Regions from separate parts of the Homo sapiens genome. Here region 2 is linked to region 1. A link is an interaction called in ENCODE POLR2A ChIA-PET data of the cell type or tissue named here. Cell type or tissue: A673. All regions are shown on one strand. Each heading gives the region's core, and the rest is flanking DNA. Links, peaks and the distances in the headings are about the cores only. Region 1 overlaps UBE3C (ubiquitin protein ligase E3C). Region 2 overlaps UBE3C (ubiquitin protein ligase E3C).

Evidence for each region. ChIA-PET counts read pairs that join two places held together with the same protein. Peaks named below come from ENCODE experiments on the same cell type or tissue, not always from the same donor. Only the 100,000 strongest peaks of a DNase experiment are listed, where the experiment ranks them.
Region 2: POLR2A ChIA-PET joins it to region 1 with 5 read pairs; 3 of 35 experiments call an interaction of 5 or more read pairs at or near these places.

The regions. Positions count from the first base shown.
Region 1 is chr7:157,259,565-157,264,949 of GRCh38, reverse strand. The region is part of intron 22 of UBE3C (ubiquitin protein ligase E3C); the gene reads right to left. It also overlaps the pseudogene RPL36AP30. Among named protein-coding and RNA genes, the nearest start is that of DNAJB6, 75 kb to the left of the region's middle. In A673, for the core only: no CTCF peak of the experiment used is centred there; a DNase peak (open chromatin) is centred at 2,959.
Region 2 is chr7:157,152,483-157,157,867 of GRCh38, reverse strand. The region is part of intron 1 of UBE3C (ubiquitin protein ligase E3C); the gene reads right to left. Among named protein-coding and RNA genes, the nearest start is that of UBE3C, 16 kb to the right of the region's middle. In A673, for the core only: no CTCF peak of the experiment used is centred there; no DNase peak of the experiment used is centred there.

The DNA.
Region 1 (5,385 bases), core at 215-5,214:
TGATGTAATGTTGAGTGAAAAAGGTAGCCTAGAAAACTGAACACAAGATACAGCTAAAATTATATTTAAAAATTACGTGACCAGGAGCAGTGGCTCATGACTGTAATCCCAGCATTTTGGGAGGCCACAACGGGTGGATCACCTGAGGTCAGGATTTCTGAGACCAGCCTGACCAACATGGCGAAACCCCATCTCTACTAAAAATAAAAAATTAGCCGGCTGTAGTGGTGCATGCCTGTAATAATTCCAATTACTCGGGAGGCTGAGGCAGGAGGCAGAGGTTGCAGGCTGCAGTGAGACGAGATCACGCATTGCACTCCAGCCTGGGCAATAAGAGTGAAACTCTGTCTTAAAAATATATATGTTTGTGTGTGTGTAACAGGCTGAGCATGTTGGCTCACACCTGTAATACCAGGTGTGTGTGTGTGTGTGTAACAGGCCGAGCATGTTGGCGCACACCTGTAGTACCAGGTGTGTGTGTGTGTGTAACAGGCCGAGCATGTTGGCTCACACCTGTAGTACCAGGTGTGTGTGTGTGTGTGTAACAGGCCGAGCATGTTGACTCACACCTGTAGTACCAGGTGTGTGTGTGTAACAGGCCGAGCATGTTGGCTCACACCTGTAATACCAGGTGTGTGTGTGTGTGTGTGTGTAACAGGCCAAGCATGTTGGCTTACACCTGTAGTACCAGGTGTGTGTGTGTGTGTGTGTAACAGGCCGAGCATGTTGGCGCACCCCTGTAATACCAGGTGTGTGTCTCTGTGCTTAACAGGCCGAACATGTTGGCTCACACCTGTAATACCAGGTGTGTGTGTGTGCACGTAACAGGCTGAGCATGTTGGCTCACACCTGTAATACCAGGTGTGTGTGTGTGTAACAGGCCGAGCATGTTGGCTCACACCTGTAGTACCAGTGCTTTGGGAGGCTGGTGTGGGAGATCACTCAAGGCCAGGAGTTTCTGACAGCCTGGGCAACAGAGCAAGACCCTACCTCTACCAAAAACAGAAAAAATTATGCATATCTACATTAACACACACTCATGTAGGTAGATAAAACACATACTAATTAAAGGAAGGAAACATAAAAAAATAATGGTTAGAATGGGAGGAAATATAGGTTTCTTATACTTGATCACAATTTCCAATTTTCTATAATGAAAACATTACTTTTACTGAAAGGTAAAAAAAAAAAAAAAAAATCCAATATAAAAAAAGTGCTTTCGGTGCCAACAGCGCTCCCACAAAGTGAATGTTCCTAATACTTGCTAGACTTTTTTTTTTTTTTTTGAGTTGGCGTCTTGCTCTCTCAACAAGGCTGGTGTACAATGGCACAATCTCGGCTCACTGCAACCTCTGCCTCCCAGGTTCAAGCAATTCTCTTGCCTCAACCTCCCGAGTAGCTGGGACTATATGTGCCCATCATCACACCTAGCTAATTTTTGTATTTTTAGTAGAGATGGGGTTTCGCCATGTTGGCCAGGCTGGTCGAGAACTCCTGAACTCAGGTGATCCGCCCGCCTCAGCCTCCCAAAGTGCGTGAGCCACCACACCCGGCCCCCGTTCGACTTTCTGTAAGTGTGGCAAGCCCACAAAGCGACACGGCACAAAAGGGCACGGATTCTCTGTATGCCCGGGAAGGTGGCGTTAGGACAGGCGCCCGGGGAAGGTGGCGTTACGACAGGTGCCTGGGAAGGTGGCGTTAGGACAGGTGCCCGGGGAAGGTGGTGTTAGGACACGAAGCATAGCGGCTACGGTGGGCAGACTAAGCTGATTTTCCGGGAAAAGGCTAGAACTACGAAGAAGCTTGTGCTGAGGCTTGAGTGCGTTGAGCATAGGTGCAGATGTAAGAGGATGCTGGATATAAAGAGATGTGAGCATTCTGAACTGGGAGGACAGAAGAGGAGGAAGGGCCAAGACATCCAATTCTAAGTGTCATCTTTTGTTTTATTATGAAGACAATACAATCTTGAGTTTATGTTCAAAAAAATTTAAAAAATAGAAAAGGTAATTACCTTCTAACCATTGTAGTCAAATGTGAATCAAACTAGAGCAATGTCCCATTCTGCAGGAACCTTTGGAAGCACTGAAGCTGTCACAAAGCACAACAGGCACCCAACTGGCCACACCCACATTTCAGTTGGATTTTGTTTCAATTATATGTTGAGTTTAGCATATAATTTATGTTAAGGGTAAAACTAGTAAGAGCACAGCCCACAAAATGCTATGAAGAGGATGGGCGCGGTGGCTCATGCCTGTAATCCCAGCACTTTGGGAGGCTGAGGTGGGTGGATCACCGGAGGTCAGGAGTTCGAGACCAGCCTGGCCAACATGGTGAAATCCTGCCTCTACTAAAAATGCAAAAAAATTAGCTGGGGGTGGTGGTAGGTGCCTGTAATCCCACCTACTCGGGAGGCTGCGGCAGGAGAATCACTTGAACCCAGGAGGCAGAGGTTGCAGCGAGCTGAGATGGGCCATTGTACTCCAGCCTGGGCAACAGGAGCGAAACTCTATCTCAAAAAAAAAAAAAAAAAAAAAAAAAAAGCCTATGAAGAGACTTACATGATTCTTATTACTGATCTTTGTAGGTCTCTTTACTGTTAAATGTAAACTTCATTAAAAAATATATATGTGGCATATAATATGTGCTAAAATCCATTGTCTTTTTTTTTCTAATTATAGTTTATTTGCTCCTTTAAATCTCTCATAAAAATGTTAGAATGAGAACCAAAGGAGAACCAGAAATAACATTTATTACACTTATTATTCAGCATTCTGAGTACATGAGGGCAATAATTTTCACAAATGCTTGAATATACTAAAAAGGAAGCATTGCATTTTTGAAACAGAAAAGGATCTCTGAATGAAGGGGTCAGTGACTGCTGGCAAAGTCACTGGATAAATGAAAAGCTTAAAATATATTTTGCAATTAAATGCCACATTTTAGTGTTTCTTTCATAACGCTAATTGAATTTCCTACTTGGAGACTTAAAAGTAAAAAAATGAAGTTCTTCACTGAAATCTGAGTCAAGGGCACCATTTTGTGCATAATTAAATACAGTACAACGGGAATTTGCATTAATTCAGAGTGAGAAAAATCATTAATTTATTATGTGGCCTGATGGTAACTTAACAATTTTCTACAGCACTTTAATGATTTTTTGTCTGTAACAATCACATTTATTAAACATATTAAACTTTAATTAGCTTTAGCAGATGTTATTCTTCTCCAATAATCTGGCACTAAGGAGTTTCATAACTTTAAAATTATGCCTGCCTGCCTTTGCTATTTATAGTACTTCAACTGAAAGACATTCTCTTCCTTTAAGTCTACATTAATTCTGCAGCCCTGGCAAATCCAGGCATACTAAGCTAACCGGAAAGCCTAAATATTAAGATGATTTTTCCAAACTGGATGTCTAACATATAACAACTTCAAAAACACTTATCATGGAAAAATCAATTAAATTTCACATATGTTAGAACATTGAGAAAAATAAAAAAAACAGTAAGACCGTCTCATGGATGCTCAAAGTGTTTTCCACGGTATAACTCAATTATGATTGTGCGGGGTCTTGACTGGGGTAGGATTTTCCCTTTTAGTCTATTTGGGATTTTTTTTTTTTTTTTTTTTTTTTTTTTTTTTTCAGACAGAGTTTTGCTCTTGTTGCCCAGGCTGGAGTGCAATGGTGCAATCTTGGTTCACTGCAACCTCCACCTTCCGGGTTCAAGCCATTCTCCTGCCTCAGCCTCCCAAGTAGCTGGGACTACAGGCATGCACCACCATGCCCGGCTGATTTTTTTTTTGTATTTAGTAGAGGCGGGGTTTCATCATGTTGGTCAGGTTCGTCTTGAACTCCTGGCCTCAGGGGATCCACCCGCCTTGGCCTCCCAAAGTGCTGGGATTACAGGTGTGAGCCACCGCACCTGGCCAGTCTATTTGGGATTTTAAAAGCTCATGTAAATCCCTCTACTTCTGTTCCCCTAAACCTACGACGCTCACGCAGCACAAGTGGCCATGCACGAACCCGGAGGCATCACGGAGGTGGAGAAGGCTCTCGCACTCCTAGGCACACGTTATTGCTGGCTCTTTAGTTGGCTGTCAGAATGTCTAGAACCTACGTCTGGCAGGACTTCGAATTTTTATTGCTACTCACATGATTAGCATTATCTAATTAGCCAGGAGCTGACAAAAGTCTCTGCATCTTCCAGTGTTTTGATGGGAGCAGGTCCTCCAAACTTCCTTTTATGAAACTAGATGAGATGCATAATTTTCTTATCTCTAGCTTTGGAACAAACCAGTTTTGAAACAAAGATACTAGAAGCCTTGTCTATCATAATAAATGTTAATGACAAAATTACCAAATGGCATTAAAATCTTTACCGATAAAAAGTCGTCTGCACGCCTCACCTGCAGTCCTCCTGCTCTTTAGTCCCCAGCACAGCAAGCCCTCCAGACTCTGCCACCACACAGGCAGCACCCAGCTTTCCCTGCGCTCGAGAGATTCTCCTATCTGGTCACATGGGTCATGCTTCAAACTCTGAAGGGGACCCATCTATTTCTTCACACACGAACCTGGACGTGCCACTAAACCCTTCTGGGTCACTCCGTTTAGGTGTGTTGCTTGTAGGCGGCAGCGTTTTCCTGGCCCTGTCTCAAAGTCTTTTTCTTTCATTACGTCAGTTTCTCCGCACTCACTGTTGTAACATTCAGGCTTCTCTCATTCTATGTTTTCTATTTTACGATTCTGAATGTTACTTCCCACCCCCACCCCCCATATCTGGTAAACAGAGTTGGTTCTGTTTGTCCTGTTTTATTTGCATGGTTATTTTTTCTCTCCAACAATTTGGAAGATTATCATTTCTACTGATATCATTGAGTGATGGTATTCACTAACACGTTTAAGTTTATACGTCTTTATTATTCATTACTTCCAGAACATAACGGCGTCGATGATTGACCTATTTGAAACAAACTCACTGCACTTAGGCCTCACTTCTTTCCACCTCTCTACTGGGTCCCAACTCCAGTTCTGAGGGCACTAACTGAGATGCTGTGTTAGTTTATAGTCAATTTTTAAGAACAGCTTAATTGAGGTGTACTTGACTTACTATAAGATTATCCCTTTAAATGTACAATCCAATGATTTTAGCAAATTTACAGAGTTCCGCAGCGACCCCCACAATCCGGTTTTGGGTCGCTCCACTTCTCCGAAGCTCCCGCTGCCACCTCCAGCCCTGTGCAGCCCCTGACCCGCTCTGTGTCTCTAAATGTGCCTTTCAAAGGACAGTTTATCCGAGTGGAATTACATATAATAATACGTAGTCTTGTGTCTTGCTTCGTTCACTTAGCACAGTGTTTTCAATGTTCATACACAGTGTAGTAGAT
Region 2 (5,385 bases), core at 288-5,287, 110 kb after region 1:
CTGGGATTACAGGCTTCCACCACCATGCCTGGCTAATTTTTGTGCTGTTTTTCAAAGTAGAGACCAGGTTTCACCACGTTGGCCAGGCTGGTCTCAAACTGTTGACCTCAGGTGATCCACCCACCTTGGCCTCCCAAAGTGCTAGAATTACAGGCATGAGCTACCACGCCCAGCCACCATGTTATATTTTAATGGTCATTTAGGTTGTTTTCAGTTTTTGGCTAATTCAAATAAAACTGCAGTGGATATCCTTGCAAATGTGTCAGTAATGTCTGCAGGTTAAATTTCTTTGTAGGTCAAAGGCTATGTGCATTTGAATTTTAATGAATATTTCCAAATTGCCCTCCAAGGAGATCATGTCAATGTATGAAAAGTGACTGCTGTCCCTTGTCTTCACCTGCACAGTGCAGCGTCTAACTTTTTATGTTTCCACAGTTTGAATCATTTAATTTTTTCATTTGATTATCTTTTCATCTTGTTCTACAAATAATCATTTTCATGATGCTACAAATATTCCCTTTGTTACTCTTTAACCTTGGTTATGATATTTTTATGTGTACAAAGTTTTAATTCTTAATGTAGTCAAATTTCTCGCTTAAGAATTCAGTAGCTGCAGCTTAGGATTATATGCACAGCATGGACTATTACCGTCCACATCACTAGCATGGATTTCTGTATATTGAATTTTTTAATTCATTGTTGCAGGTTTATTTTTAATAGTATGCTGAAATTTCACTTTCAGAAGCTGACACTTACTAGTGTGAGCCACATGCTGATATTCATAATTGTGAATTAGGATCATGCCTACACCTTTATTTTTTCCTCCTACCGCCTGGGCCGGACATGAGTTTTTAAAAGGGTAATTTAAAAAGTCTAATGATGAAGACTCTTATAACTGAAGACATTAACTATAAATAAGGCTGTCTTCACATATAATAAGGACCACATTAATAACTCACTGGAGTCAGCTTTATTTTTTTGGCTGCTGAAAATTATAGGGCATTCACTACATGGAATATCATATAGCTCTTTAAAGGAATGTGGTAGATCTATCTACTGATCAGGAACTGTCTCCGAGAGTATTATTAAGGGGGACAGGAGAAGTACAGCAATCTGTTTAATATGCTCTAGCTTGTGTTTTTTTTTTTTTTTTTAAAAAGAAGGGAATTTACACACCTATATGATTATGTATGTAGAGAACAGCTCTGACAGGATGTGTAAAAATCCCAAAATAGAGTGTGAATGTAAGGATTAAAGAATTGGGGCCGGATGCGGTGCTCATGCCTGTAACGCTAGCAGTTTTGGAGGCCAGGGTAGTGGATCACTTGAGGTTAGGAGTTCAAGACCAGCCCAGCCAACGTAGTGAAACCCTGTCTCTATGAAAAATACAAAAATTAGCCGGGGGTGGTGACATGCGCCTGTAGTCCCAGCTACTTGAAAGGCTGAGGCACAAGAATCACTTGAACCTGGGAGGTGGAGGCTGCAGTGAGCCGAGATCATGCCACTGCACTCCAGCCCAGGTGACAGAGCAGGACTCTGTCTCAAAAAAAAAAAAAAAAAAAAAAAAGAACTGGGGGTGTGAGGAGTGGAGGTGAAAGGCTCTAGTATTTTATTTGACTGTTTACATTCCCATCTGAATGATCACCCATGTACTTATAATATTTTCTCACTTTTAAACAAAGTAGTAACAAAGCAATATGAGAACAAGTTCTAAAAACAGCTCAATATAATGAGGAACAAGTTCACCACTGAGTGGCTGGGAGGAAAGGGGCAAATAAGGTACCAGGAGAAAGCAGTTTGATTTTGAAAAAGGACTGAACTTCCTATTGATTAACAAGTTTTTGGTTTCAATTTATTGTACTCATAGTTGAAAACATCCTTATCTTTCAAATTATGCAGATGTAGAACCCGTAAGGATGCCTAGTAGCAGTTACAGACAAGGTCCATCAAACACCCAAAGGGTCTCTGAAACGACCGAGGCCATCGTCCTGACAGCGTGCACGCTCCCTGCTGTAACTACCCACCAATGTGAAATCCACAGTGAGCACAGCCAACTGCTCTGGGTGCCTGTGGAGCTTTAGGTACTATCGTTATCTTCTCTGAACATTAAATATGACCAAATCTTACAAATGCCATTTACCAAGGTGATTTTCTTTTCGTTTTGTCTTACCAAGATGATTTCAAATGGGGGGAAAATGCTTTCTTCACTAAATAAATTTAGTGGTAACAAAGTTTATTCTTTATTTGAAATAGTAAAGCGTACACAGTTTAAATCAGATTTCATTAAACCCTCAGAATAAAATTTTTATGTTAAAAAACTAGAGTGAATGTCAAAGTAAATTTAAGTAACTTCCAAAAGACCACATGCCCAAATTAACTGCTAACCATTTACAGAACGATTGTTAGCATGTTTGTAAATATCTTGATTTAAAAAAAACCCCAAAAAACTGTGAGGTTTTTGTTTCACCTATTTGGCTTATCTTCCATTAACAATTTACTCCATTTACACAGAATTATCAGCTTCACATCTGTTTCAGTTCAGTATTTTCTGGCTCTCAGGCACTAACATAATGCTAGCCATTTTATACACTTCAAAGAACATTGCCTTTGAGTAAAGGAAAATGTTAAAAGTTAACATTTGTGAGTAATGCATAAGCTACAATGTGTGTGTGTGCGTGTGGAGGGGGTGGGATTCTTTTTTGCAGACCTACATGAAATAAGAATCTCTATGAAAATATGAGAACCGCCAATTTCACAAATGCAAAACATACTTACAGGTGCATCATCATCAGCCACTAAAAATCATATTTATAAAACATAATGCACAAGATGATGCAAGTTCAAAAGAAAGTTTTTAAAATGCTAGGAAAATATTTGACCATTTACCATCACAAAGATGGGGAAAAAAACTGACTATGCATTAACAGCATTTCATTTCTAAGGGATGGGTAGGGTTCCAATAGGTAATTATTAAATACATTTCAGTATAGCCTACATTTCCAATTATAAATATTATTTTACAATCACAAGAGCTCATTTTTAAAAATAAAGTCTGACTACAACCAGTTATAGATTTCTTTGTTCCTTCTCCACTCCTTCTGCTTCACTTGACTAGAGAAAAAATGAAGTATCCAATGCAAAACGCAATCATTTAAATATCACAATATACGCCAAGAGACTTTCTTTTCTTACCTCAGAATTGTGTGGTAAATAAGGCACTATTTTAATAGCAAAACTCTAAAGACAATTTATATGTATCCATTGATAGGAAAGTGGTTATATTAAGTATCAAACTATGCTATGGAGTATTATATACCATGAAAAATAACAAATATAAAGATGCCGATATGGAATCACTAAGATATTTTGTTGAGGTGAAAAAGCAATATGATCTCTCATTTTAACTGAAAATGAGAGGGGAGGACATGTTTATGTTTAGACTTGTTCTGAGAGGATACTGAGAAAATAATGGTGGGAAGTTAGGGGATTCAGTGAGAAGATGATTTCATGGATACTCTTTAGAAGGTCTGACCTTTTATCTTTTTTTTTTAGACAGAATCTCGAACTGTCACCAGGCTGGAGTGCAGTGGTGTGATCTTGGCTCACTGCAACCTCCACCTCCCAGGTTCAAGCAATTCTCCGCCTCAGTCTCCCAAGTTGCTGGGATTACAGCCGCCTGCCACCACACCTGGCTAATTTTTGCATTTTTAGTAGAGACGGGATTTCACCATCTTGGCCAGACTGGTCTGAACTCCTGACCTCGTGATCCACCCACCTCGGCCTCCCTCCCAAGGTGCTGGGATTACAGGTGTGAGCCACCGTGCCCGGCCTATCATTTTTTTTAAACAGAAAAAGTTAACTTTTCCCCCCCCAGACAGGGCCTCGCTCTGTCACCCAAGCTGGAGTGCAGTGGCGCGGTCTTGGCTCACTCACTGCAACCTCGCCCCCGCCCCACCAAGCCGTCCTCCCACCTCAGCCTCCCGAGTAACTGAAACCACAGGTACATATACCACCATGCCCGTTTTTTTGTTTGTTTGTTTGTTTTGTATTTTTAGTATAGACGGGATCTCGCCATGTTGCCCAGGCTGATCTGGAACTCCTGGGCTCAAGGCATCTGCCTGCCTTAGCCTCCCAGAGTGCCGGGAGGAAAAGTTAACTTTTTAAAAAGGCCACTGACTGCAGAGTAGAAACGCAACCATTCTTAGAGCAAGGAAGATTCGTGATAATCTAGTTTGGTTTTATCCTTATCAAGAATTATGACTTTCTGGCTGGGCGTGTGGCTCACACCTGTAATCCCAACACTTGGGATTACCTGGGGAAGCCAAGGTGGGAGGATCAATTGAGCTCGGTTCAAGACCAGCCTGGGCAACGCCGTGAGACCTGGACTCTGTTAAAAACAAATTAGAAAGAGAATTGTGACTCTCCCATTACGCAATACAACAAAGAAAAGCCCAGAAAAGATGAACAGCTAAGTCACAGACAGTTGGTTCCAGAGTTAACTATTTTTTTTTCAAGGTTACACTTTCTAAAATTTCGTCTTTTGCAGTAAAGGGGTTTCACAGTGGCAAGATGTGATGTGAACCATACTAACTGCCAACAATCTAGCGTCTGCTCACACAGCTCTAAAATAATATGTACAAAACTGAACAATTTTGTTTTGTTTTGTTTTTGAGAGGGAGTCCCACTCTTTCATCCAGGCTGAAGTGAAGTGGTGCGATCTCTGCTCACTGCAACCTCTGCTCCCCTGGGGTTCAAGCCATTCTCCGGCCTCAGCCTCCCAAGTAGCTGAGATTACAGGCGCCCACCACCATGCCTGGCTAATTTCAGTATTTTTAGTAGAGACAGGGTTTCGCCATGTTGGCTAGGCTGGTCTCAAACTCCTGACCTCAGGCAATCCACCCCCCTCAGCCTCCCAAAGTGCTAGGATTACAGGCGTGCATCACCACACCTGGCAAAAAATTAAACAACGTTAAAGCTGCACTGTAAGAAAAATTAGTTCCAAAAGATGTAGGACTGTTGGAACCACCTTCTCAGTGCCTGCAGGATGTGGTCCTCAACTTCCCAAGCAGTTACAGGAATGCACAAGTAAAGCAGGAGACAGAAGCAAGATGTGCCGGCAAGACAACCTGCCCAGACACGAGGGAGAGGCCGTACAGCATCCGGATAAACAAACCACAGGGCAGTGTTGGGGGTTTTGCTAAATTATTTGGACTCCAGGCCTTGATTTCTTCCTCCACAGGACACTAACACCTCTGCCTCACATATCAGAAGTCGAGATCAATGAGCTCATAAACGAAAAGTGCCCTGCAGGAGAACAAATAGTGAGGAGCGCAAGGATCTGCATGTGACAAACAAGGAGAGAAACACAAACATCCTTAAAAGAAA